Regions from separate parts of the Mus musculus genome. Here region 1 is linked to region 2. The links are chromatin contacts, found by Hi-C or POLR2A ChIA-PET in ENCODE. All regions are on one chromosome and are shown on one strand. Each heading gives the region's core, a stretch centred on a gene start or an enhancer-like site at or near the end of the contact. The rest is flanking DNA. Distances are from core to core; before and after follow the strand shown. Region 1 holds the start of Dhodh (dihydroorotate dehydrogenase). Region 2 holds the start of Psmd7 (proteasome (prosome, macropain) 26S subunit, non-ATPase, 7).

Region 1 (3,478 bases), core at 289-2,788, 2.0 Mb before region 2:
GGCAGACTTCTGAGTTCCAGGCCACAGATAAACCCCAAATCAAAACCAAAACTCAAAATCAATATAACAAACCCATCCTCAAGCAGTGAGACAGCTCAGTGGTCAAAGGTGCTTGCTGCCACACCTGACAGCCTGAGTTCTGTCCCCAGAAAGCACATGATGCAAAGACAGGACTGATTCCTGCGAGTTGTACCCTGATCTTTATACATGTACCATGCCCCCGCCCCCACCCCCCCCCAGAGTTATTTACTGGCCTACACATGTCTGCCATAGCAGGCTGCTGTCTGAACTCTCTCACACACAGAACAACAAATTTAAAACAAACAAACAAACATTCAATCACTAACCCAAACTCCTAGATACGTCACTTCTAGGTATAGTCCCTAAATAATCCAAGCTGGCATATGACCGAGGTACCTGTATATCTATGTTTTTTGGAGCAATATTCACAACAGCCAGTTTATGGAAGCAGTAACAGACAAACAGATCAAGATAATGATATATATGATACATATATGGTATGGAACAACATTCAACCATTAGAAAGAATAAAATGAGGTAATTTACAGGAAAATGTATGGGACTGGAGATCATGTTACATGAAGCAAGCCAATCTCAGACTGCTAAATATGCTTTTTTTCTTGTATGCAGGATACAGACCTTAAAAGGACTTATTTTTAGAATTTATGTGTACACACACACACATCTACCTGTTGGTATGGGAAAACCAGTACAGTGCCCCAGAAGAAATGTGGTCCTGGAGTTACAGGCAGTTGTGAGCTACCTGATGTGGGTGCTGGAAACGGAACTTGGGTCCTCGCCAAGAACATCAAGTGCTAACAGCTGAGCTATCTCTCCAGCCTCCTGTAACCTGACCCAAATTATGACCTAAAGTGGGGAAGTATTATTCCAGAAAAGGAAGGGGACCAGTGGGAAGGGGGACAATAGGATACAAACATAAGGTTAAGGGCCAGAGTACGTGGGTCCAATCATCTGTAACTACCGTTCCAGAGGATTCAATGCCCTCCTCTGGCCTCTGTAAACGCTTGGCACAGAGGCACTTGAGTGCTGAGGCAGGATTGGTTTTTAGAAAAACCTGGCCTACACCATAAGATTATCTTAAAAATAAAACCATATTTACTTATCAACACCTCAGAGTTTACTTTTAAAACCAGTGGGTAAATTTTTGTGTGTTTGCATGAGTGTACTTTTTTTTTCCTTCTCCCTGTAGAGACAGGGTTTCTCCATGTTGTAGCCTAGGCTCTCCTGGAACTCATTCTGTAGACCAGGCTGGCCTCAAACTCACAGAGATATGCTTGCCTTTGCCTGCCAAGCGCTGGGATTAAAGGCCGGCGCCACCACTGCCCTGATAAAACAGAATTCTTAGGATTTCTGTTTCAGAAAGGGGGCTATGAAAGCCATACCGCAGCACCGGCATAAAGACAACCGTGCGGAACCTTCGGGCTGCATCGCCCTTTGTTTCCTTCCCAGGGACAGGGAAGCATTAGGGTAGTGCGCACTACCGGGCGCTGGGGTTGGTCTGCAGATTTCGGAAGCGTCTGCTCCCCACTCGAGACTTCCGGAAGCCTCCTCCTCACGGTTGCACCGAAGGAAGGGTGCGCGACTTCAGAGCAGCGTCCCTTAGGAGGCGCGACAGCGACAAGACAGAAAGTAGGCACGTCCCGCCACGGAGCCTGACTCCGGGCAGAGCGCACGCGTTCGGCTGTCCAATCAACGTCTAGGGGCGGGCCGGCTGGTGGGGCTTGGGAGATAGGTGGAGCCGAGCCCACATTCTCCAATGGGATGCAGGCAGAGGCGGGCTTAATGGCAGAAGGAGCATGGCGTGGAGACAGCTGAGAGTGAGTCCTGCGCGGGGAAGCTCATTCGTGGTGTGGATAACCGGCAGGGAGGGGGATGAGGCTGGGAAACTGAAAGGCTGGGACCCTTGAAGTGTGACCTGCACGTGCACAGCTAAGGGCATGCAAAAAGCAAGCGTATGTGGGCAGAGGCTAGGCTGAACCTGAGAGATACGCGGGCATTTTTTTTTTTTTTAAATTGATCCAAGTATCGGGCCTTTGTGAGGACACGATCGCCTACGCTCCAAGGAGGGATGAAATAAGACATAAGGCCACCCTTTTGGATCAAGTGTGGTCAGAATGGAAGTTCCATGTGAAGAGTTCTTAGTTGTGACCCTGGTCTGGAAAAAGGGCACAGATACTGGTGCTTGACTTGAGGAATTTCTGCAAACTCCCCGAGGAGGGAGAATGAATACTTGGTTTGTGTTGCAGGCAAATCTGATCATATCTGCTACTTCCTTGTTTAGTGGACAAATCCCATTAAAAAAAAAAAAAAAAGTGTAGGCGCGCGCGCACGTGCGTGTGTGCACACGTGAGTGCAGATACCCTCTGAGACCAGAGGGTTTTGGATCCTCTAGAGCTCCAGTTGTGAGCCGCCTGACATGGGAGCTGGAACCGAACTCAGTTCCTCTGGCAGAGCAGCACGTGCACTTAAACCAAATCTGTTAGCCAAATGTTGGCTGACGCCTCTCTTCTTTTCTCCTGTTTCATTTAAAGCAGTGTTTTCCTTTTAGTTCCAAGCAGCCGTCTATCCCTCCCCCATGCCTTGGCCCCTCTCATTGGCCTCATCCACCTAGAGATCTCTTCTCCAGCTGCTATCTCCTCTTTAGCTTGTGTCTAACCTTTGAAAGTCAGCTTTTACTCGCTTCCTCAAGATCCTTCCATGATTTATCCCTTCATGTCACTTGTCATGGCTCTATGTTTATGTGGCCATTAGTTTGTCTCTTGGGTTACACTCTCCTGAAGAACAGGTTTGCTTGCCTTTGGTGAAGGATCGAATGAGTGCATTAGCCACATAGCATCTGGCAGTGATAGTTATCGAAAAGCATAGGGAAGCACTTTTGACTGGGTTGTGGTTCTCTGCCCAACAAGACTTAAGCTATGTTTATATTGTAACCACTTTTATATTATACTCATATGACATTTTATGCTGGTAACCTTTCTAGGTATAATTTTAAAGTGTAAACAAACACCATGTTCTTACCACAGTATGAAGGAGAAATGAAAACATGCGTTTTAGTATGTAGAAGTCAGAGCACCACTCACCCCTATAGATGGTCAAATGTTTAAGCCTCTCCTTAGAAATGATTGCCACAGGTGTGCCCTGGTTTACAAGCAGAGCATCATACTCTCTGGTGAGGCTGTAGGGATGACGACTTATTCTTGGTACTGTTGTGTAAGCTGTGTTCCTCAATTACAAGGTGCCAGTGTTCCTGGAAAGTATTCATGTATATGTAAAATCCTGTGGGAGGTAGTTGGTGTTTGAGATGAACTATATATAGCTTGTCCCTTGGCTCAGATAGGAAGCTTTTGTTAAAACCTACATAAATATCAGTAGCAAAGTTTAAACATCATACAGTATACAGGGAAATTAGTGTGTTGGTTTTAAGCAAGGAAGAATA
Region 2 (3,295 bases), core at 321-2,820:
AAGACCACCTTGCAATCATGTCTATGTTTCAGAGGGTCTTTGCGACTGATGTCTTATGTTCATGTTCTGCTCCTGTAACCCTGCCTATTTTGAGCACCAAATCCCCTATTTGAAAATTCCCTACCTCTGAGCTATAAAAACCTTGTCTTTCTCATGCCCAATGCTGATTTCTTGAACCATCCCCTGCACCAGCACCACCACACACACACACACACACACACACACACACACACACACACACACACCCGTTTTTAGGAAGAGACAGCCCATGTACACAAATAAAAAAATGCTTGTTTTAAAGCTATGATATGCTTACAGACGGGAGACTGGCATGGCTGTCCTCTAAGAGGCCCTACCAGCAGTTGACTTAGACAGACAGATACTTACACCCAAGCATTGAATTGAAATTGGGGACCCCTATAAAAACTAAATTAAATTGAATAAATAAAAATGCTTGCTTTAATTAATTAATTTTAATTAATTTAGCCATGGTGTTTTGGGTTGGTGGCCTTTCTCCCCAAATCTTTGGGATTAACAAAACCTGAATGTTGTTGCACTCATTATGTCACAGTGAGCATTAAGGAAAATTCCCAGAAATAAAAACTATAGATAAAGTATCCAGTCATACACCCAAAGTGTGCCCTTGGTGTTAGAGACCGAGAGCATCTCTAAACCACGTGTGGTCGCATATGCTGTCACCCTTGTACTTAGGAGGAGGTAGAGACAGGGGACCACCCTGGACTATACAACAATTTCCATGCTAGTCAATGTCATAGAAGGCCCAACTTCAAAAGCAATGAAATAAAACATTAAAAATAAATAAATAAAAACCAGGTGTGATGGCATATGACTTTAACTCCAGCACTCAGGGAACAGAGGCAGGTAGAGGCCAGTCAGGTCTACAACGTGAGTTCCAGGACAGCCAGGGCTGTTACATAAAGAAACACCGTCTCAAAAAAAAAAAAAAAAAAAAAAAAAGAAGCAAAACAAAACAAAAACCAAAACCCAAAAACAAACAAACAAACAAATGAAACTCCTCTGGGAAATTTTGAAACAGTGCTGACTTAAAGTGTTAAGTGAAAGTTAAGGGCTGGTGAGATGGCTCAGTGGGTAGGAGCACCTGACTGCTCTTCCGAAGGTCCAGAGTTCGGATCCCAGCAACCACATGGTGGCTCACAACCATCCGTAGCGAGATCTGACTCCCTCTTCTGGTGTGTCTGAAGACAGCTACAGTGTACTTACATATAATAGATAAGTAAATCTTTGAAAAAAAAAAAAGAAAGTTAAATATATGTCGTTAATTATTTGATTAGTAGAAGTACACGCTGTTACTACTTATGTTTATCTGCCTTTTTCTACAACCTTCCAAGGAGGAGAAATGGTGAGCTGGCAAACAACTGAGGAAAAACAAAAACGAAAACAAAAACAAAAACAAAAACCTAGGGAAAGGCTCAATGCCAAGCTTCGTCAATAGCCTAAGTCCCACAGAAGGCAAGGCGGTTCTTTCCCTTTCTCAAGATGGCGCCCCTGGCGACAGGGCGGGCACGAGCGCAAAGCGCTCTGGGAGCGGAAGTCGACTGTGCAGCGGCGGTCAAACCGGAAGGGGAGGTGCTGGGGCCTGGAGGAGCGGCCTGTGTCGCTGCGGTTGCTGGTGTTTGCGGGTTGCAGGGAGCCGGGCCGGTGGTCGGGCTGTGTCGCGATGCCGGAGCTGGCGGTGCAGAAGGTGGTGGTTCACCCCCTGGTGCTGCTCAGTGTGGTGGATCATTTCAACCGGTGAGCGGGTGGCGCGTGGCGGCCACACGGCGCAGGGCTGCTGAGTCACGGGCGCGCCGGGCACAAACGCGGCGGCCGGGGACACGGGTTGGGACAAGCGACCCCAGCGGCTCCACACCGCGGTGCTCGGTACCCATTGACAGCCTCGCACCCCCACCGAGGCCGCCACTCCTGAGTCTGGCCCGCCTGGCGAGGCCCCGGAGCCGGAACGATGCTACCCGCCGAGGCCGCGCCTTTTCCCAGAACGGCTGGGCGCCGTTTAAGACCGAGCTTCAGTCTCGTGTGCCCGTGCCTGTAAAAGCTGTCACTGAAACCCCGGTCTCGGAGTCCCCGATGAACGATTTTCTGGATGAGGCAGGGATCATAGCCAAGTTTCGATTTGGGATTCTGGTCGAATGGTACCTTTAAAATGGGAATGAATAAGGTGTCGGCTTGTTCCTCTAAAAACGAGGCAGGTGCAGATTGGGGCCAGCCTACAGTTCCCTTGGGTAGCTCACTGCCACCCTTGCCTGCTCCAGCCGTTCATCCGGCCAGACCTGTTGCACGTGTTCGGAAGTTTTACAAGATAATTAGTGTGAGGAGTTAACAAATATGAAGGTCCAGTAGGGAGTCTACTTGCAGTCAAGTCGGCGCTAGTGCCTGGTCTGAAGCAGGCTTTGTGCAGCTAACTCAACCAGAGCCAAAAAAAAAAAAAAAAAAAAAAAACCTCAAGACGGAGCCTTTTGAGTCTGAATTCAGTTGTATTGTTCGGAATGCCTGGGATACTAGGGGCCCTGATGGGGTGAACACTGTTTAAGCTTTATTTTAACAATTGGTAAGAATGGGGGGGGGGGGTGCAGACACTGTTGGTAGTTGTATCAAGGAACAGATGGAGGGGCTTTAAAGACTCGTGGATGAAGTTTCCTTTGGCATGTGGAAACTCGTTGTTTGAAGTAGTTTTAGTGGGTTAGAGAGGTGTAATGTTACTTTCACTGTGGCTTGTGTGTTTCCTTAGCATAGAATTAAGTTGTTTCCAAATATGCAGTTTGTTAGTGGCTAAAGAAAACAATTCTTGCTGGGCGTGATGGCGCATGCCTTTAATCCCAGCACCCCGGAGGCAGAGGCAGGCGGATTTCTGAGTTCGAGGCCAGCCTGGTCTACAAAGTGAGTTCCAGGACAGCCAAGACTACACAGAGAAACCCTGTCTCGGAAAAAAAAAAAAACAAAAACAAAACAAACAAACAAAAAAAAACAAAACTGGTACTTCTCTTAGATCTTCATCCCTGGAGAGATTTCAGTGTAGCGAGGAGGGGAAAGAGTTTAAAGGATAAAGCTGAGAAAAAGAAAAACAAGCATGACTTTTTCTCCAAGGGAGTATCTGGAATCTTTAGAAAGTATCCTTCCAATGCGGGTTGGGGTGTTTCCTTATCTTTCCTACGGGAACTAACCTGTTACATTTGTTTATGGACCTTAGGTCCGACATAAACTAAATTGTATCTTTGTTGTTGATACTTGCTACTCAGTCGCAAGTAATAGCTTTTTC

Evidence for each region. Hi-C counts contacts between places; a loop is a spot of excess contacts on that map. ChIA-PET counts read pairs that join two places held with the same protein, here RNA polymerase II (POLR2A).
Region 1: a loop to region 2 is called in a map of left cerebral cortex, with 5 times the contacts of the local background. The contact joins the promoter of Dhodh here to the promoter of Psmd7 in region 2. A Hi-C loop is called at or near these places in 1 of 37 maps with a recorded cell type or tissue (left cerebral cortex). POLR2A ChIA-PET finds 5 or more read pairs at or near these places in 1 of 5 experiments (embryonic stem cell).

The regions. Positions count from the first base shown.
Region 1 is chr8:109,606,733-109,610,210 of GRCm38, reverse strand. Dhodh (dihydroorotate dehydrogenase) reads left to right here and starts at 1,538. Exons shown (of 9, transcript NM_020046.3): 1 at 1,538-1,859. The coding sequence starts at 1,839.
Region 2 is chr8:107,586,757-107,590,051 of GRCm38, reverse strand. Psmd7 (proteasome (prosome, macropain) 26S subunit, non-ATPase, 7) reads left to right here and starts at 1,570. Exons shown (of 7, transcript NM_010817.2): 1 at 1,570-1,773. The coding sequence starts at 1,700.